Regions from separate parts of the Homo sapiens genome. Here region 1 is linked to region 2. A link is a loop called in an ENCODE intact Hi-C map of the cell type or tissue named here. Cell type or tissue: dorsolateral prefrontal cortex. All regions are shown on one strand. Links, peaks and the distances in the headings refer to the core of each region. The heading gives the core; the rest is flanking DNA. Region 1 overlaps LOC124900647 (nascent polypeptide-associated complex subunit alpha, muscle-specific form-like). Region 2 overlaps LOC105374343 (a long non-coding RNA gene).

Region 1 (10,348 bases), core at 744-8,743, 150 kb after region 2:
ATGCTAAGTAAAATAAGCCAGTCACAAAACACAAAGATTGTGTCATTCCACTTAGATGAGGTACTTAGAATAGTCACATTCAGAGAGACAGACAGCAGATTGGTGGTTGCCAGAAGCTGGGGGGAGCAGAAATGGGGAGTTGTTGTTTAATGAGTGCACAGTTTCAGTTTCACAAGATGAAGTGTTATGGAGATGGATGGGGTGACGTTTATACATGATGAATGTTTTTAATGCCACTCAACTGTACACTTTAAAATGGCTAAGATGGTAAATTTTATGTTATATGTATCTTTTTTTTGAGGCAAAGTCTTGCTCTGTCATTTCTTTTACTATACCTTTTAAGGTGTCTTTTTAGCAGATGCCCTAGGGATTACAATTAATATCTTAATTTATAACAACTGATCTCAGATTAATTATAATTTAATGTCAATGGTATACAAAAACTTTGCGCATATATAGCTCTGTTCCCTCCTCCTCCTCTGTGCTATCACTGTCATATAATTTAAATGTTTACACATCATTTGACTACCAGCACAGATGTCTAATCATCACTCTCTGCAGTTGTCTTTTAAATCAGGTAGGAGAAAAAAGAGCTACACACATAAACTATTTATTTTTACACTGCCCTTTGAAAATGTTTTCCCCAATTTTTTATTGTAATAAAATACACATAACAGGCCAGGCACAGCAACACACGCCTATAATCCCAGCACTTTGGGAGGCCAAGGCTAGTGGATCTCCTGAGGTCAGGAATTTAAGACAAGCCTGGCCAACACGATGAAACACCGTCTCTACTAAAAAATACAAAAAAAAAAAAATTAGCCAGGCGTGGTGGCGGGTGCCTGTAATCCCAGCTACTCAGGAGGCTGAGGCAGGAAAATTGCTTGAAACTGGGAGGAGGAGGTTGCAGTGAGCCAAGATCACACCACTGCCTGGGCAACAGAGCAAGACTCCGTCTCAAAAAAAAAAAAAAAAAAAAAAAAGAAATGACAAATATGTTGAAATGAGACACTAGGAAATATCTATTTAACACCAAAGAAGGCCATATGGAAACAGAGGAACAAAAAAAACCTAAGATATGGAAAACAAATAGCAAATGGTGTGCCTAAATTCTCCCTTATCAACTCAGTATGTAGTGTCAACTAAATGTTAATTAAACACTCCAGTTAAAAAGCAGCGGATAGAAGGGCTGACTTTTAAGAACCATGATTCAACGCACATTCAAAGACACTCTGAAGTAAAAGAGCAAAGATAGAATAGTAAGCAGAAGAGAGCTGGAGTGACTGTGACAATATGAAAGAAAACAGACCTTCGGACAAAAGTTGTTAAAACAGACAAGGATATTTTATAGTGATAAAAGGGTACATCCATCAAGAAAATATCACCGTTATCAACATATGTGCACCTGACACAGAGCCCCAAGATACATGAAGCCAAAGCGGAAATGATGAAGGGCAAAATGGACAATTCAACAATAACAGCTGGAGACTTCCAGCTTTCAATAGCCCATTTCCAATCATGGATAAAGCAACAGGACAGAAAATCAAAAGTCAGTAGAAGACGTCAACAGGCTCTAACCCACCTAGACTTGGCAGACGTCTGTAGAATACTCCACCAACAACTGCAAAGGTTGTTGTGCCCATTATTCTCAAGTGCACGTGGAATGTCTGACAGAATAAACCCGATGTTGTCATAAAATAAATCTCAACAAATTTAAAATGATTGAAATCATGCAAAGTATGTTCTCTTACCACAATTGAATGAAATTACAAATCAATAACAGAAAGAAATTTGGGTAATTAAAAAATATGTTAATAAAACACTGAACTCCTTAGTATCCAATAGGGCAAAGAAGCATTCACAAGAGAATTTAGAAGATAGTTTGAGATAAATGGAAATGAAAACACAATATACTAAAATACAGATGAAGCTAAACAGTGCTTACAGGGAAATGTACAGCTGTGGATACTTACACTAAATAAAAAGAGATCTCAAATCAATAACCCAACCTTCCACCTAAAGAAACGAGAAAAAAACAGCACAGTAAGTCAAAGCAAGCAGAAGGAAATAATAAATAGTAGAGCAGAGATAAATTACAGTAGAAAAATAATTTAAAAGATCAATTAAAACAGACCGGGTATGGTGGCTCACACCTGTAATCCCAGCACTTCAGGAGGCTAAGGCAGGCAGATCTCTTGAGCTCAGGAGTTCAAGACCAGCAGGGGCAAACGGTAAAACCCCATCTCTACAAAAATAAAAAATAGCTGGGTGTGGTGGCACGCACCTGTGGTCCCAGCTACCTGGGAGGCTTGAGCCCAGGAGGTCGAGGCTGCAGTGAGCCAAGATCATGCCACCACTGCACTCCAGCCTGGGCAACAGAGTGAGACCCTGTCTCAAAAAAAAAAAAAAAAAAAAGAAAGAAAGAAAGAAAAGAAAACAAAAAACAAAAGTTGGTTTTTGGAAGGCCAGGTGCGGTGGCTCACACCTATAATCCCAGCACTTTGGGAGGCTGAGGCGGGCGGATCACAAGGTCGGGAGATCGAGACCATCCTAGCTAAGATGGTGAAACCCCGTTTCTACTAAAAAATACAAAAAACTAGCCGGGCATGGTGGCACCCACCTGTAGTCCCAGCTACCCACGAGGCTGAGGTAGGAGAATGGCTTGAACCCAGGAGGCAGAGCTTGTAAGTGAGCTGAGATCATGCCACTGCACTCCAGCCTGGGTGACAGAGTGAGACTCCATCTCAAAAAAAAAAAAAAAAAAGTTGGTTTTTGAAAAGATCAAGAAAATTGAATAGCCAGACTAAGAAAAAAGAGAAGACTCAAATTTACTAAAATCAGGAATGAAATAGAAGACATTACTAATGACATTACAGAAATTAAAAGATTTATGAGGGACTCTTATGAACAATGTGCCAACCAATTAAATAATCTAAATGAAATGAACAAATTCCTGGAAAGACACAAACTACTGAAACTGACTCATGAAGACATACAAAATCTGAATAGACCTAACACAAATGAAGAGATTGAAGTAGGAAAAAAAAAAACAAACAAAAAAAAACAAACTTCCCACAAAGAAAAGCCCAGGATGAGATGGCTTCCCTGGTGAATTTTACCAAATGTTTGAAGCATAATTAATACCAATCCTTCATAAATTCTTCCAAAATAGGGAACACTTCCTCACTCATTCAGAGGCCAGTATTACCCTGATACCAAAACTAGACAAAATCGTCACACAAAAAATAAACTTTCCAGTATCTCTTATGAATATAGCTGCAAAAAATGTTCAACAAAATACCAGTAAACTTAATCCAGCAACATTTTCGAAAAGATTATGCACAATGAATGCAAAGTTGGTTCAATATGAATGATTAGGCAAGAAAATAAAATTAGAGGCAGCCAGGTTGGCAAGGAAGAAGTAAAACTATTTCTATTTGCAGATGACATGATTTCATGCATACAAAATCATCAGAAATCCATGCAAAAACATTGGAGCTGAGAAATGAGTTCTGCAAGGCTGAAAATACAGACCAATATTATAAAAATCAGTCACGTTTCTAAAACAATGAACAATATGAAAATGAAATTAAGAAAACGATTCCATTTATAATCACATCAAAAGAATAAGCTTAGGAATAAATTCAATCAAAGAAGTACACAACTTGAACACTAAAAACTACAAAACATCATTAGAAGAAATTAAACATTTAAATATGTGGAAAGACATCTTGTGTTCCTCAATTAGAAGAATTAATATTGTTAAGACAGCAATAGTCCCCATATTGGTCTACAGATTCAATCCAATCCCCATCAAAATTCTAACTGCTTTTTTTTTCTTTTTTTTTTTTTGCAGAAATGGAAAGTCTGATCCTAAAATTCATACGGAATTGCAAGAGGCCTCAGATTGCCAAAACTACCCAATAAAAGAACTAAATTGGAAGACTTACACGTCCCAATTTCAAAAATTACTACAAAACTGTAGTAATCAAGACAGTATGGTACTGGCTTAAGGCTAGGTATAGAGACAATGGAACAGAATTGAAAGTCCAAAAATAAACCCCTACTTTTATGGTGAACTGGTTTCAACAAGGGTGCCAAAGTCACTCACTTGAGGAGAGATCAGCTCCTCAGCAAATGGTGCTCAGACAACTGGACCTCCATTTGCAAAAGAAGGTATTTGGACTCCTACCTCACACCATATACAAAAAAATTAACCATGTATAAAATTGATCAAAGACCTAAAAGTAAAAGTCGTGAGTTTTGGCCCACAGGAGTAGACGGACAGGGTTGAGGAGCCAGTCTCCCAGTGAAGGTGCTGGAGGCTCCTTGATGCTCTTCCCTGACAGTTCAGCCTAGAGTGCACTCCTTGGGATGATGGCGCCCCTCCTCTCACACCTTGGCTCAGAACTCAGCACTGAAATCCACTGGGAAGGCCAGGGGCAGGAGAGACCTCTGCCTAGTGGGAGTGCAAGGACAGAGGCCTCCTCGGGCTGTGTAGGCCCTGCCTGGAGGGGACACCAGAACCATAGGGTGTGTGCGAGGCAGCGGTTGGATCAGTGTGGAGAGAGGGTGGAGGAGGTGCCCACAAGTTACCAAGGTTTGCAGTGAGTTCCTGTCATTCTACATTCAGGTACATAGCTCCCAGGACAGCCAGCCCCTCCCCATAGGCCTACACACCCAGCCTTCAGGCCACACCCAGGCTGGTGGCCGCAGACCACTTGGGTCCCTGTTTCCAGGGCTCTGATGGGATAGAAGAGACTCAGCCCCATGAGGATGTGGGTGCCCCTCATCTCTCCACAGCAAGGAGGGGCCAGAGGAAGCCCCATGCTAGCGTCAGGGGACAAGGATTCCAGCTCAGGCCTGTCCACGGCTGTGTGACCCGGCATGGGTTAAGCTCTCTCAAGGCCTCAGTTTCTTCCTCTGCAGAGTGTGGGATGGGGGTGACCTCACCAGATGGCCCCACATGCTTTAGCACAGAGATAATCCCTTTCCTCGTGACCCACAGCCAGCCAAGCAGCTCTACTGAGTGTGGGACTCTGTCCAAGCTCTGAGTCAGCCCTAGGGCTGGTCTTGGCAGCCCTGTGCTGGCTGGCCAGGGTTGGCTGTGGAGCCAAGGAAAGGGATTTGGAATTCAGGGATTTATGCTTTAAATTTCACATTTTCTTTTTCCCAATAGAGTTTCCTACTCTCAATCTCTTGACACGATGGTAAAGCCCTTTGCTGTAGCTAAACTCAGTTGCCATTTTCGGATTGGCATTAGGGTGAGAAGGCTGAGTGCTCACAGGGAAGCCTCTTCCCAGCAGCACCCCTGGGCTGGAAAGGGCAGCGGGAGCAGCACAGAGCAGCAGAGGGTGGCTCAGGCTAAGCCGGAGCTGCCCGGGGCAAACAAAGAGGGACCTGCCTCCTTGTTTCTTAGCCTCTTAACACAGAAGCTCGCAGCCTGGATTCTAGGAAGGCTTGGGGGGTACGGCCATCCTGCTGGAAGCCTTTGCTCCTTTAGCCCAGAGAGCACTTGCCCCAGCCCCACATACACCCCAGGGAGATGCCACCGGCCAAGGAGAGGCTTGCTGAGGCCACGGCCCAGCATCAAGCCCTCACATCAGGCTGTTCCAGCAGCCAGGGGCCCTCAGAAGCAAGGCCGAGTGGAAGGAGGTGCCAGGGAGGGGGCAGAGCTCAATGTCCACTGCAGCAGCTGCTGGGGTCCCTTCTCTGCTGCCACCTCATCTGGCACAGGGTGGGGCATGGGATGGAGACATCTGAGTACCCACCAGGCCCACACACATATGTGGACATGCATGCATGCCACACACACGTGCACACACTTGTATACGTACACATGCCCGACACAGCTGCACCATGCCAGATACACGCCTCACACATGGGTGCACACACACAGCACATGTGCTCACACACCATGCACATGCCTGCATCTGAGGCTGACCCTGCCTTTGATCTGGAGGATGCTAATGGACCCTGCAGAGAGAAAGTGGATGTCACTGCAGAGACTCAGTGGGCACTGGAGGGTGCAACGTCCCCTGTCCCAGTCTCTGCCCAGGTCCATCCTGTCCCCTGCCCCACACACCCTTCATCACTGGGTGTCCCCGTCACCGGGTATCTGTCCTGGGGGAGTCCAGCACGCCAGGCCTGGCCTCTCTCCAGAGCCCCCCCAGTCTCAGTGGGCCCCACCCTGGGGCTGGGGAGGAGGAATAGGAGTGTGGGGGAGCTGGGTGGGGACTGAGTCCTTTCTCCAGGAGGGAAGGTTGTGTGTCCCTACAGCCCTGTGTCACCAGAACACCTCCCCAGCAACAGGGGTCACTCCCGTAGGACCTGCCGCTGACCATGGGACAAGAACGTGGGGGGCATGGGAAGGATGTGGAGGGGGCATGGGAAGGATGTGGAGGGGGCATGGGAAGGATGTGGGGGGTGTGGGAAGGATGTAGGGGGCGTGGGAAGGACGTGGGGGGTGTAGGAAGGACATGGGCGGTGTGGGAAGGACGTGGGGGGTGGTGTGGGAAGGACGTGGGGGGTGGCGTGGGAAGGACGTGGGGGGGTGGCGTGGGAAGGACGTGGGGGGGTGGCGTGGGAAGGACGTGGGGGGGCAGCGTGGGAAGGACGTGGGGGACGGTGTGGGAAGGATGTGGGGGGTGTGGGAAGGACGTGCGGGTGGCGTGGAAAGGACGTGGGGGAGCTGTGGGAATAACACGGGGGTGGCGTGGGCCCTGCTCCCTGTCCCTCTTCTTTGGACGAGGCTGCCAGTATGTGGAACCCAGGGGGGTGCCCTGTGGCCCAGCAGCTGTTCCCACCTTCCCTGCAGCCACAAGCTTTGAAGTGGCCTTGCCAGAGGCCCCACAGGACGTCTCCGGGGAGCTGCGGCCAGACTTTGGGCACAGCAGGCAGTGCCTATGGGGAGAGAGACACCCTCCGGCCGGCCTCCCTCCACCCCCAGCCCCACGACGGCAAATGGGCTCCTCCAAGGGTCTTCGGCGAGGTGTGCGGGCCTCTTCTGCCAAGGCCATGTCATTGGGAGGTGGCCCAGTCAGGGTGGCAGGAAAAAGGACCAACGGGGCTCACCCGCAGGTCCCGATAGAGGGACCACTTCAGAGGCGGTTCAAGGAGCCGAGCCCCAGGGTGGGAGGCCTGGGACCAGCCCCCGGGGGACAGCGACGGCCCCAGGCCTGGAGGACCGGATGGAGCGGCTGGCGTGCCCTGCAGGGGGAGTGGGAAGAAACGGGGAAGCCGGGCCGCGGTAGCGCAGGCCGCAGGCAGGGCTGTGTGGGACAGGGCGGCTTGCACAGCTTAGCTTCTTCCTGGCCCGGGTGGGCTCCGTCCTCTTCTCTGGGCCAGCTGCGCCGGAGGCCCCGGGAAGAGTCCCCCTGCTCTGGCCCGCGGGACCTGCTCCCCAGCCTGGAAAGTCTGAGCTGGCCCCGCTGCCGGGACACCCTCCCCAGCCTCGCTGGTGGCCTGGTTTCTGCCGGGCGCGGGGGGAATGTGGGTCAGCGTTTCCAAGTCTGGCCCGGGGCCAGAGGCAGTGGAAGGAAAAACACTCAGCGGGGGCTGCCTGGCAGAGGCCTCACCTCACAGCCGGCGGTTCCAACCCCGCAGCCAGCAGAGGCCTCACCCCACAGCCGGCGGCTCCAACGCCACAGCCGGCGACTCCAACCCCGCAGCCGGCGGCTCCAACCCCGCAGCCGGCGGCTCCAACCTCGCAGCCGGCGACTCCAACCCCGCAGCCGGCGGCCTCACCTCACAGCCGGCGGTTCCAACCCCGCAGCCGGCGGCTCCAACCCCGCAGCCGGCGGCTCCAACCCCGCAGCCGGCGTCTCCAACCCCGCAGCCGGCGGCTCCAACCCCGCAGCCGGCGGCTCCAACCCCGCAGCCGGCGGCTCAGGGCTCAGGACCACAGGGAGGGCGCCCCAGGCAGCTCCTCCTCCTGGGCTCTGCCCCCACCGCCGTCCTCTGGAGATGGCCCGAGGCTGGTGCCCATGACTCAATGTCCCACTCCCGCATCTCCTGCGGTCCCAGGGCGGGTCCCGCTGGTGTGTGGCCGGCCTCGCAGGAACCACTTCGCTCTCCCCCATCCACTACTCCCACAGGCAACAGGACCGGCCCCCTGGCCCGTCGGTGGGCGCATCAGCTTGGTGGCCCTGGCCCCCTGCGCCTCAGGGGTCCCTCACAGGCCGGCCAGCTTCCAGCACCCTCCCTAAGTCCTCGGCCCCTTGGAGGCTGCCATGGCACCTGAACCTCCCCCCGCCTCTCCAGGCACAGCTCGAGGTTGGGCGGATGGGGGCTGCATCCCGGGCACCACATGTGGGTAGGCACTGCCGCAGCCCCTCGAGTAGCCCTCAGCAAGCAGGGCTGGAGGGTGGGCTCTGTGCAAAACCGCCATCACAGCCCCAGGGCCATCAGCAGGCAGAGGCGCAAAGCCTGGTCATGGCCAGCAGCCCTGGGATGCCCCTGCCCCAGACCCCCCACCCCGGAGACCCCCAGCCCCAGGATGCCCACACCTCAGCCTCCCAAGTAGTTGGGACTACAGGTGTGCACTACCACACCCAGCTGATTTTTTTTTATTTTTGTAGAGCGGTCTCGCTGTGTTGCACAGGCTGGTTTCGAACTCCTGGCTTCGAGCCATCCTCCTGCTCAGCCTCCCATGGTGCTGGGATTGCAGGCGTGAGCCCCACGCCTGGCCACGCGCCTTGTTGAGTTGGTGACTTCGCCTTTGCTGTGGGGATCTGGGTTGGGGTCTTGTGGCTTACATGAGAATAGAAGATCATGGGGTAGTTCCTGGCACCCTCCCCTCAAGGAGGCTCACACAGGCCAGGACCGCCCCCTCTGGCTGCCCCATCGCTGCCCCCCGACAGGCCCTCTGCCTCTCCCCTGTGAACCACGAAGCACATCGATGGGGTGCCTAGCGCCCCGCCTCAGTCAGGGCTCATGGGGGAGGCCCTTCTTTAACGTCTCTTACTGGGCACACCCAGAGGCCACGTGTTCCAGGGTCAGAGAGACCAGGAGAAATCCCAGCTTCTTCACTCACGGCTGTGCATCTTCAAGAAGGTGACTGTGCCTCTCTGAGCCTCAGCCTCCTCTGTCTGACAGCATAGGGGTCTGCAAGTCTCTAGAGGTCATGTGAGCTCCATGGGAACCTCTCATCTATACCGTGGAAGCAGCTGCGGGAAGTGCACGTGAGCTCTGTGGCCTCATGCCGACCAAGACCCTGGGGGTCACACCAGGCATAGCTGAGAAGCAGAGCAGAGGCCACTGCGGTGACCAGGGTTACTCCCGAGACTCAGAGCAGAGGCCACTGCAGTGACCAGGGTTGCTGCCTGCCTGCCACACACCCCACTTGGGCCTCTGGCTGTCTCCTCTCCTGCAGAAACCCCATGGGCAGGTGTGCAGCCAGCATGGAGGGAAGATGTGTGTGCCAGCAGAGAGAGCACGAGGCCTGGAGTTCTCATCTGTGCCACCAGAAGCAGGGGACAGTGAAACATCATCCATGACCACTAGGGAGACGGCTCCATCCCAGGCATCACAAACCAGCCCAGAAGTGTCACCGGTAAGCGCGACAGCAGACACTAGAAGGTATGTCATCCATACTCATTATCCAGAGAAGGTACTAGAAGGAAGCCAGTCACTGCCTCTGAGTCAGACCAGAGGACACCCCCCTGACATCAAGGTGAGGCCAAGGGGAGAGGAAACAGGGCTAAGTAGGGCCTGTGATGTCAGCATGTCTGGTTGGGCATGTGGCAGGGACGATGACTGAGATAGAAGACATAAACCTCCATGGTCCAAACATGGGAGCTAAACTCGGAAAGCCAACAGGACGGGGACATGATGAGGGGACTTGAGGGTCACAGGAGCTCCCTCCGTGTCTCTCTCTCCATAATTAGGTCTAGTGGCAACAGAAAAATGCAGACAGATCAATATGGATGGTCATGCTCACGTTCCTCATGGGAAACAGCGCTTCCGAAGATTCCTCACGGGAAACAGAGCTTCCAAACGTTCCGACTTCCGATAAGTCCATGTCTGTTGTGTATTGGCTGCAAAGAAAACCTCAAGGAACTAAAAAGTAGAATAATTAAAATGATCCTGTTATCCAAAAAATTGTAAAATAAATAACGGAAAGTGCCACCTCTTCCCCCAGAAACTTAGAAACCAACACACTCCCAGGTAGCCCTTGGGTAAAACAGGATATTAAATCTGAACGTGCACTCTCTGAAAAGCCGAGAAGCCATAAATATCAATCCATAAATATCGAGGACTCAGCTAATGCAGCGCCCAGAGCCCCCAGCACAGCTCTTATTTTTTAGAGGAAAAAATAAACGAGAGGGACTTTGTGCCACCCTAAGAA
Region 2 (10,348 bases), core at 1,385-9,384:
CCACTCAGTCCGTGTGGCTGGAGCTTCTGTGACATCACTCGGCAAGGGGCCTGAGCTTGCAGCCCCAGCTCTGCCACGATCACCGAGTCCCCGTGACAGGCCTACTTCCTGTGACCCCAGACGAGGCCCCAGCCCACCCTCTGCCCTGGCACCCCAAGGCAGAGCCAAGCTGAGCAGGGTGCAGACCCTGGTGGCCGCCGACTAACAGGTGACCCTCCTGGGCTGTGGGAGGGCTGACAATGCCCCCCTTCACTACATGGCAGGAAGGGCCAGGGGTGCTACACACTCAGTATAAAGAGGATCTGCAGAGAAGGTGCCAGGAAAGCCCCTGCCCACCCCCGGGCTGGTCCTACAACCCATCCACAGGCACTGCCTACTTTAAAGGAGGCTCCTGTGGCATCGGCCAAGGGTGAGTCAAGATGGCTGAGCTGCCAGGGTGGGGCTGTACGGAGGGACCTCCTGTCCCTGACACCCCACGAGGCTGGGGGGCAGTGGTTTTTCTCTGGCAGGAATAGATGGAGAGCTGGGAACTTTCATGCCACGGAATCGTAAATACTTCCCAAGGTCAGGGCCATGGCAACCAGGGTGGCAGGCTGGGGTCAGGCCCCACCAGACAGCTTGACCCGCCCTCCCCGGGGCCGCCTGCCCACCTGCCCCAGCAGCCCCACCTGCTCCCAGGGTGCGTGTCAGCTCAGATGAGGGCAGTAGCCCTGCTGGGTCAGGGAGGGGCCTCAGCTTCTGCATGGGGCAGGCCTGGGGGCTGGACAGGCGGATGCTATGGGGCACGACCCTCAGGGAAGCTTCTCTGATATTCCTTTTTTTTTTCTTGAGACAGAGTCTTGCTCTGTCCCCCAGGCTGGAGTGCAGTGGCACGATCTTGGCTCACTGCAACCTCCGCCTCCCAGGTTCAAGCAATTCTGCCTCAGCCTCCTGAGTATCTGGGCACGCACCACCACGCCCGGCTAATTTTTGTATTTTTAATAGAGACGGGGTTTCACCATGTTGGCCAGGATGGTCTTAAACTCCTGACCTCAGGTGATCCACCCGCCTCGGCCTCCCAAAGTGCTGGGATTCCAGGCGTGAGCCCTGCACCCGGGCCTTCTCTGATGTTCTGCCCAGCACCGCAGCTGAGGTCTCAAAGGGCCACCATTTATTTGATCTTCTCCACAAACATCCACAAAGCACTGGGCGCGCTGCCTTCGGGAAGCTCTTCCCGGGTGTCAGGAGAGGCTGCAGTCACAGCTGTTGTCTTCTGTGTTTGTTGCTGAAGCTGGTGGCAGGGTGATGTCCTCCTTCCAGGAGGATGAGCAGTCACAGGTTTACCCAGCCTGGTGGGCACAGCCCCTCTGAGGCGGGAAGGTCACAGCGGCTGTCCCAGCTGCCCCAGGAGTGTGGGAGCAACGGGGTCCCACCATGTCGGGTAGCACCTGGGCCCACAGACCCCAGAGGCAACCTCACTCCTGCTGGCTTCGTCCAGGGTGTGTCGGCCATGGGGGCCCCGTGGAGGGGAAGGGTCTGCCCTGTGGTTGCCGGGTTCTCTGTGGCACCTGGGGGGCAGAGGGGCCTGGCTGTATGAGGCCAAGCGGCCCTTGATTTGATTGAACACCCCTGAGACAGAGCCTACCCAGCCATGGCGGGGGGTCTTCAGGGCCTTCTGCCTGCCCCTTGCGCCCTTGTCTGCCCTGGGCAGCTGCCCTCAGCCTCTCCTGCACACTGGTCTGAAGGCTTCAGGTGTGTGGGGGGGTGGCGGGTGCTGGGCCGGGGCCGCAGGAGCTGGCCAGGCTTGGCCCTGAGTAAAGCCCTGGCCCAGGCGTGGCGGTGGTGGTGGGGGCGGGCCTCTGTGTGAGCGGGAGTGGTTCTGGGCTCATGTTACATTTTCCACTGGAAAAACAGCCCCATTTTGAATGTTGGCTCTGAGCGTTTTAAAAATTGCAAATATATCCAGTTTCCCAAACGAGTGCTCACCAGGCCAATGTGGTTGTTCCTGCCGGCCCTGTGGAGGGTGGGCACCCGGCCCAGTGGGAGTGAGGGGCTGGGGGCCTTGGGAGGGGAGGGTTGGTGCTGCAGTTCTGGGGAGCAGCCCTGTTGTCACAGCCTAGGGACACTGGGCCCCTGCCACCTAGATGGGCAACTGGGGCCCAAGCCCAGGTCCAGGGAGGTGGGGAAACTGAGGTCCTTGTGGCCTGGAGCCTGTGGGCCTGTCACTGAGGAACCCTCGGTCCTGAAATGGGCAGCACCTGGCCATGGCAGGCTGCAGCCCACACCGTGGTCAGGGAGCCTGGCTGTAGGAGGCCTCATCTCCCAGGTGTGCCCAGGTTCTGCATTCCTGCCGCTCCCTCAGGCACCTCCCCAGCCTGGCAGGGCCTCACTGGCAGGAGGCGAGGGAGCCCGGTGCAGACACAGGCTTCCGGGCTCTGAGTCCTGACTTGGGTCTGAGGCTTCACGATCCCTTTTCTGCAAAGGTGTCACCTGGTGCTGTAGTTGTGTGTGGGGCTGGGGTTTCGTGTGTGTGTGTGTACATGTGCATGAGTGGGGATGTACACGTGTACTGGGGTTTCCATGCACGTGCGTCTGTGCACACTTGAGCAAGTGCACATGTGGGTGCTCTGTGTGTGTGCATGGCGTGTGCGTTCGTGTGTGTGTGTGTGTGTGGATGGCGTGTGTGTTCTCGTGTGTGTGTCCCTCACTTCCCTACTGCCTAGGGTCAGGGCAGTGCTCAGGGTCCTAGCACCCCTTGAACAATGGGGTGACCAGGACTGCAGAGGGGCACGTGGCAAGGGGGTCCCAGGCTGCCTCCGTCTGTCCACCCAGGCAGGGTGGGCTGCGGAGGGTGCTGGCAGGCAGGCTCCTGGTTGGCCTAGTGCCCCTGGGGAGCAGGCTCAGAGGTGCCGTGCACTCTTCCCACTGTGCTAAAGCTTTGGGGCCTGTAAGGATGTTCCTGCCATGCCAGGCCCCTCCCCAAGCTGGGGTCAGGGCCCGTGCCCACTGCCCGGCACAGGCCTCCCGCTGGCTGGCTGCTCTCCTTGGAGGGCAGAGAGCATTCTTCAGAGTGGCATGGTTGCCAGACCAAATGACAAAAGTGCCCACTGGGTAGACCGGAGACCCCAGGCTGGCAGCCCGGCTGCACCCCCAGTTTCACAGGAGGCACTTTAACGCCAAAAACATCTGGAAATTGTTCCAAGGACTGGATTCCAGCCTTCGCCTTTGGAAGCTCAGCTGCCCCTGTGGAGGGTGGGAGGGCCGCTGGTTCCACAGGGCTGGAGCTGGGGCCATGAGTTCCATGAGCAATTCGGCCTCATGGGTGGCAGGCCCACGGCCACCGCAGGGCTGGCGGCACCCGCTCCCCTCCTGCTGCTCCCGCCTGCTGGCGCTGGCCACTCGAGCCGCCGTGCCTCTGAGTGTGGCCCCTCCGATGGCCAGTCTTGAGGTGGTGAGGGTGGTCATTCTAGAACTGTGTGTGCATGTGTGTGTGTCGGTGCACATGTGTGCATGTAGGTGTGTGTGTGTGTGTGCTTAGCTGAGGCTGCACCCCCCGGGGGGAGGCGCTGGCGAGTGCACACACACACACACACACACACACACCCCTGCATGTGTGTGCTGGCGCCTGTCAGCTCCTCCCCCGGAGGTGCAGCCTCAGCTAAGCCACCTCCCCCAGCCCCACCGGAGCAGGCGAGGAGCCACGGAGGGACCTCAGGGGGTGACCCCAGCCCCTGGGGGTCATGTGAATGGGGCTCCACCCAGGCCAGGAATCCGGCAGCACTTTTGTTCCTTTTCACAAAAGGCGAGCACGACGCCCCGTCTTGCTCACCGCTCAGTGAGCGTTACAAACGTTTGCCAACACGCACCTCCCTCTGCGCTGCCTGGCTGCAGCCAGCCAGGAGTGTCCGTCGGCTTCCACAGCTCCACTCTGCAAAGAAAACAAACCCAACAGCAAGGATGTTCTCCTTGAATGCTCTGGGCCGTGCTCTCGAATCAGCAGCCAGCCTGTCCTCAAAGGGGTCTTGGCTCAGAAACATCCTATCGTGCATCGTTTTCTGCCAAGTTTCAGTCTAAGATGTAAAAGTGGAGAAACCAGAAGCACTGCAAGTGAAAATAGAATAAAGGGAGACATCCCGTGTGGGAGCAAAGTAAGAGAAGCAACCAGCACAGCGGGCAGGAGGGACACTGGTGCCGCCACACCCGAAGGAGCCGGGTATCCACACTCCCGCAAGCCCTACCTCCCCTGGGGGCCCCCACCCACCAGGCCACACTCCCCTGCTGGCAGGAAACATGGAGTCAGGACCAAGTCACCTGCACCTGGGGCCATAAGGAGCTGAGCAGCCACCAAAGACCACCGTCCTCCAAACCGTTCTCCAAGTCCAGGGTCCTGCTGCTCTCCTCAACTCCCTCAGCCTCCCCAAATACTGAGTCTGAGAGTGCCCCCCAGCAGGGACTGGGCAGAAGTTTACACACACACACACAGACACACCCACCCCCACACACCAACACACAGACAAATATACACCCACCCCCACCCAACCCCCACCAACCCACTTCCACACCTACACCCACACATGCACACACGCACATCTACACATGCACACCCACACACACACCGACACACACACCGACACACACACCTCCACATACACCCCCGCACACTGACACACCCACACACACACCGACACACACACCTCCACAAACACACCCCCCGCACACTGACACACACCCACCCCCACACACTGACACATCCACCCCCCACACCGACACACACCTACAGTGACACCCGCACACTGACACACACCCACTCCTGCACACTGACACCCACTCCTGCACACTGACACACACCCCCGCACAGACACACACCCACCCCCGCACACCGATACACACACCTACCCACACACCCACCCCACACACCAACACACACCCACCCATCCCCGCACACCGACACACAACCCACCCCCGCACACTGACACACACCCACCCACTCACCTCTGCACACTGACACACACCCACCCCACCGACACACACCCCTGCACACTGACACACCCACCCACCCCCACACTGACACACACACACCTACCCACACACCCACCCCCGCAGACACACACACACCGACCCCCACACACTGACACACACACATCTGCACAAGACACCCACCCACCCACCCCTGCACACTGACACACACATGCACACCCCCAACCCCTGCACACTGACACACACACACCCACACACCCACACCCACACACTGACACACACACCCACCACCGCACACCTACCCACACACGCGTACCCACCCACCCCCGCACACAACACACATGCACACCCCCCACCCCTGCACACTGACATACACACACCCACCCTTACATGCACCCACAGGCACACATATACACCCACATGCACACCCCATATACATGCGTGCACACATATATACACATACACATACACACACCTACATACACCACCTACATACACCTACACGCACACATACATGTACACACCTACATGCACACATATGCATGCATACACACATCTGCACACCAACATGCACGCGCACACACGTGTCCACTGGCACAGAGCAGTGATGCACAGACACATTTCCCAGGCTGCCTGAGACCTGGGTGGCCGCGTGTGGTGCTTTGTGGCTGGGGTGTGCCCTAAGGGGTCAGGAGGGGCTGGGCCACACCCCAAAGGGTCCACATACTGAGGACAAAGGGAGCTGTGGAGGACCTTGTCCAGGAGAGGCAGGCTTCCTGGGTGCGGTGTGCAGGCTGCATGGGGAGCAGGGCGTTGGTTTCCCCGACTGCAGCCACAGACTGAGTGTGTCCATCCCCACAGCTCCTGCCAATTCCAACACTGAGAGTCTGTGTTTGGACGCCTCCAGTGACCACTGGCTCCGCGAGTGATGACTCACACCCATCACTCATCCCCTTCCTGAGTCAGCCGCGGGACCCTCTGCAGGGAGGCGTGCGAGTCATCGAGGTGATGCAACCCCTGCTTGGTCACTTGCTGACTCACGGACACCCCCCGCCCCAGCCCAGGGCCTCCCCTTCCATGCCGGACGGGCCTGGGGTGAGCTGCAGCCGGGCAGGAACGGCAGAGCAGGGGGCAGGGACCTGGGGGCGGGAGAGGCAGCCGGAACGGGGTGGCCGGGAGCAGGGCTGCTCTGAACGCAGACTGCTGGCCCTGGCTCCGCAGTACTCCCTCTGCTCTCTTGCTTGGTTTGAGGGACCCTCTTAAACCCTGCTCTCCAAGCCTCACGTGAATTGAACCAGCCACCACGTGGTCCCCGGAGGCGCTGAGCTGCGCTGAGCCCGGCCCCTCTCATCCTGGTGTTCTGGCGCCAAGCCCCCCAACCCACCCTAGTTGCAGGTCCGAGCCCTCCGGTGCCTGATCGCAGGCAGCCCCGGGCTCCATCGGGCTTAAGGCCACATTTCTCAGTGTTTCTATGAGGGCAGAAAAGACATTTCCTGAGAGTGGATTCCTGAGGTTTCTGAAGGTCCGTAAGTCCAAGAACCACATTCTTTCCAGCCCTCCTGAGTTCCTGCAGCCATGTTTCCCTTCCCTTGGGGAAAACGCAGCTCTGAGGGTCTGGAGCAGATGAAGGTCCCGTAAGTCCTACTCTCCCCAGCTGCCAGGGTAGGTGCCTGGTGCTCTGAAGGTCCTGGGGAGCCCCAGCCCCTTGCCAGGCATGTGAGGCCTTCCCAGCCCACACGTTCCGTGAGGACGGAGCCAGGTCCTGTGTTGCTTTCTGCTGCCTGGATGACTGGGAACGGAGCTGGGGTGTCCTCTGCTCTGCTGGAGCTGGAGCTGCCCTATTTAAGGCAATTCCTGCGCTGTGAGCCCTGGTGGGGCCACCTGGCGGGTTCCGCCAAAGCAACCTCACTGCCATGGGTGTTTTTCTGTTCCTGCGGTCATATGGGCTCTTGTGAAAGCAGTTTTCCAAGTAAATATGGTGATGATTTAAGTCTACTACATTTGGAAAAATGAGGGATGAACCCTGCAGCCCTGGTCCTGTCTCAGAGGCAGCTTTGGAGAACATCTGTTGCTGCCTCCGGAATCACCTGGCCCTGCCTGGGGGCAGCCACTGGCCCAGGCCAGCTCCTGAGCTGCCCTCCTGCCAGACTCGGAGAGGGGCTGTCTGTTCCCAGCCTCAGACCCCTGCCCCATGCCCATCGCCTGAGACTGTGATCAGACCCAGCCATGTGTCTGAATGAGCCTGGCCCGAGGAACAGTGGCCCTGAGAGGCATCTGAGCCCTGAGCCCCTCCCCACAGTGCAGGCCAGGGGTGGCCTCTGCTTCCCCCAAGATTCCAGGCTTTGTCTGATTTCCAATGGCTCTGGTCATCCTCACCCTGGTGCCTGTGGAGACCCTGGTGATAATGGCAATGGCCTCCCTTCCCTACATGGGTGGAAACTGCAGGTCCCGGCCCCTGGGGTCCTGGCTCTGCACTGCTCTCAGCCTGGCGTGGCCAGGAAGGACGCTGCCCAGCAGCCCCAGCCGCTTGAGGCCAGGAGAAAGTCGGGGTGGGAACGTCCGTCTCTGCAGTAGGTACCTGCCCCATCCTGGCATCACGGCCAAGGTGGCCACGCGTCTGTGGCAGGCCAAGAGCAGGGCCAATCCCAGGAACTACCCGAGTCCTGCACATGACTGTGGGTGTGTGCAGCCCGCACAACAAAGCAAACAGACAAGCCATCAACAGTGGGGGAATCCGTGTTAGGGCAGCCGGGTTCTGGCATCAACGCTAATATCGTTAACTTTTCTTTAAGTGTGGAATTCTTTCCCAGCTGAAAGTCACAAAAGGCTCTATTGATGGGGGTGTGGGTGGAGGGGGGCCCTGAGCAGACCCGGTACGAACGGGCACAGCACTCTGGCCAGGGCGGGTGCCAGAGCTGGCTGGGCGCTCTTCCGTGCGCTGCGTCTGCAATACTGGTCATCCCTCTGCGGGGACATGGGGGCCTCTCCAGGGCTTCAGAGAAGGGTGTGCAAAGACAGTGGTGAGATCTGGAGTTCGGAGTCTGGCGGAGGAGGTGCCCGCCGAGCTGCCTCTCGAGGGAGGCTCTCAGGATATCGGCCGCCTCTGCGAGGCTCAGTGCCTGGTGCCCTCCGCCTCCGAGCCCTTCCCCAGCAACCCCCCAGCCCTCCCCGACCCCTTCCCCAGCCCTTCCCGAGCCCACCCCGAGCCCTTCCCGAGTCCTCCCCGAGCCCTCCCCGAACCCTTCCCGAGCCCTCCCCGAACCCTTCCCGAGCCCTTCCGGAACCCTCACCGAGCCTTCCCCGAGCCCTTCCCGAGTCCTCCCCGAGCCCTCCCCGAGCCCTTCCCCAGCCCTCCCCCAGCCCTCCCCGAGCCCTCCCCGAGCCCTCCCAGAGCCCTTCCCCAACACCCACTCCCGAGCCCTCCCCAAGCCTTCCCAGAGCCCTTCCCCAGCACCCCCACCCCGAGCCCTCCCCCAGCCCTCCCCGAGCCCTTCCCCAGCCCTTCCCCAGCCCTCCCCGAGCCCTTCCCGAGCCTTTCCGCAGCCCTCCCCGAGCCCTCCCCGAGCCGTTCCCGAGCCCTTCCCGAGCCCTTCCCGAGCCTTTCCCGAGCCCTCCCCGAGCCCTTCCCGAGCCTTTCCGCAGCCCTCCCGAGCCCTCCCCGAGCCCTTCCCCAGCCATCCCCGAGCCCTTCCCCAGCCCTCCCCGAGCCCTTCCCGAGCCCTTCCCGAGCCATTCCCGAGTCCTTCCAGAGCCCTTCCCGAGCCTTTCCCCAGCCCTCCCCGAGCCCTTCCCGAGCCTTTCCCCAGCCCTTCCCGAGCCCTTCCCGAGCCTTTCCCCAGCCCTCCCCGAGCCCTTCCCGAGCCTTCCCGAGCCCTTCCCGAGCCTTCCCGAGCCCTTCCCGATCCCTTCCCGAGCCATCCCCGAGCCCTTCCCGAGCCCTCCCCGAGCCCTTCCCGAGCCCTCCCCGAGCCCTTCCCGAGCCTTTCCGCAGCCCTCCCGAGCCCTCCCCGAGCCCTTCCCCAGCCATCCCCGAGCCCTTCCCGAGCCCTTCCGGAGCCATGCTTCCCTAGCCCCGCTCCAATGTGAATTCGGTGTGCAGTCTTGGTTTTACCACCGAAGAATTTTAGGAATTTCCTCTTAGTCTGAAAACAAAACGTGTTCAAAACCTTTCTTCGTGTTTATAGTTGCTTGGGTTTGAACGCATTTTCATCCTCTCCAGAGCCGCAGCAGAGGCTTCCTGGCAACCAAGCTCGTGCTTGGGGAGGGGGCTCTGCGCCTTCAGGCTGCCCGGCCCCAACTCCCCTTGATTTGGGGGTCCAGGTCAGGTCAGTGTCAGGGTGCCACCCGGGAGCTGGCGAGGTGCACGCGGCTCCTCCCGCCTTGCAGTGGGTGGGCACACCTGCCTGGAGGTCCATGCGGAGGCGCGGGAACCGCTGAGGCGACTCAGGCCCGGGTGCGGGGATTTGGGTGTCTCTCGGAGGTCGCGAGCATCCAGGCGGAGCCCAGGCTGCAGGGGCAGGTCCTGCACCTGCACACCACCGTGACAGGTCCGCAGGTGTGGCCGGACCCATCTCCTTCCAGCCTGCCCACTTCCTGAGCCTGGCTTCTCCCTGGCCTTCCTGTCAGTTCTGGGGGCTTTCTGGATTGTTCTTTCAATAAAATTCTGTCTGTCGCGGCTGGCGGTGGAAGCCCAGGGCTCTCTACTCCCTCCAGGCAGCCTGTTTGCTGCACCACCCACCTCCAAACCTAGGACACCTCACCTGCTCCTGGGTTCCCAACGCCAGGCCCAGGGCAGGGCAGCCCCACTGCAGATGCTGTGTCCTGGCAGCGCCAACTTCGCGAAGGTCAAATTGTCACCCCCTCTCGGCAGCCTGCCGGTGTTGACTTTGCTGCAGTTGGGAAAATAGTGCTAGCTGGAAATTCTTTCACTTTCGATAAACACATCTAGCTATTGTAAACCAATACTTTGCTTTACACTATTCATCCATGGAGATTTTAAAGCTAAGAATGACTTCGGCCGGATGCCAGCCAGTTGCACTCCTCGAGGTGGCTGCCAAGGAAGGCCAGGCCCAGCCGGCCGCCACAGTGTGCAGTGGGCACTCGGCCTCGGGAAAGCCACCTGATCCGATGCGGAGCGAGACCCTCACTCAGGAAGGCCGGTCTCTTTCCAAGAAGTACCCAGTATGCTTTGATGATGATTTAGGTGAAGAAGGCTGGAAAGGGTGGTGGTGGTGAAAACTGTTCAGGGGGAGGAAAGGGAAGGCCATCCCGAGGGCGGGGCCCCAGCGTCCGTGGGGAGCATCTGTTACCCCTGGGGCTTCGTGCCGGCCCGAGCGACCTGAATATGAACTCGCTCCTATTAGAAATGGAAGCACACCCAGAGTGCTCCGGA

Evidence for each region. A loop is a pair of places that touch in the nucleus more often than their neighbours do. Peaks named below come from ENCODE experiments on the same cell type or tissue, not always from the same donor. Only the 100,000 strongest peaks of a DNase experiment are listed, where the experiment ranks them.
Region 1: a loop joins it to region 2, with 1.9 times the contacts of the local background. A loop is called at or near these places in 1 of 110 quality-filtered maps.

The regions. Positions count from the first base shown.
Region 1 is chr4:1,187,244-1,197,591 of GRCh38, forward strand. LOC124900647 (nascent polypeptide-associated complex subunit alpha, muscle-specific form-like) reads left to right here. Exons shown (of 3, transcript XM_047416477.1): 2 at 3,857-9,553; 3 at 9,888-10,348. The coding sequence starts at 6,343. The coding sequence ends at 7,989. It overlaps LOC100130872 (a long non-coding RNA gene), which reads right to left. Exons shown (of 4, transcript NR_024569.1): 4 at 8,540-10,348. It also overlaps a transcript of SPON2 not described here. Among named protein-coding and RNA genes, the nearest start is that of CTBP1-AS, 18 kb to the right of the region's middle. RefSeq lists enhancers at 7,066-7,777, 9,318-10,348. In dorsolateral prefrontal cortex, for the core only: no CTCF peak of the experiment used is centred there; DNase peaks (open chromatin) are centred at 5,028 and 7,508; H3K4me3 peaks cover 1,430 bases; H3K27ac peaks cover 2,008 bases.
Region 2 is chr4:1,037,878-1,048,225 of GRCh38, forward strand. LOC105374343 (a long non-coding RNA gene) reads left to right here. Exons shown (of 2, transcript XR_001741546.1): 1 at 1-409. Among named protein-coding and RNA genes, the nearest start is that of FGFRL1, 31 kb to the left of the region's middle. RefSeq lists an enhancer at 1,000-1,933 and silencers at 3,463-3,661, 4,042-4,223. In dorsolateral prefrontal cortex, for the core only: no CTCF peak of the experiment used is centred there; DNase peaks (open chromatin) are centred at 5,864 and 8,864; H3K4me3 peaks cover 2,717 bases; H3K27me3 peaks cover 1,341 bases.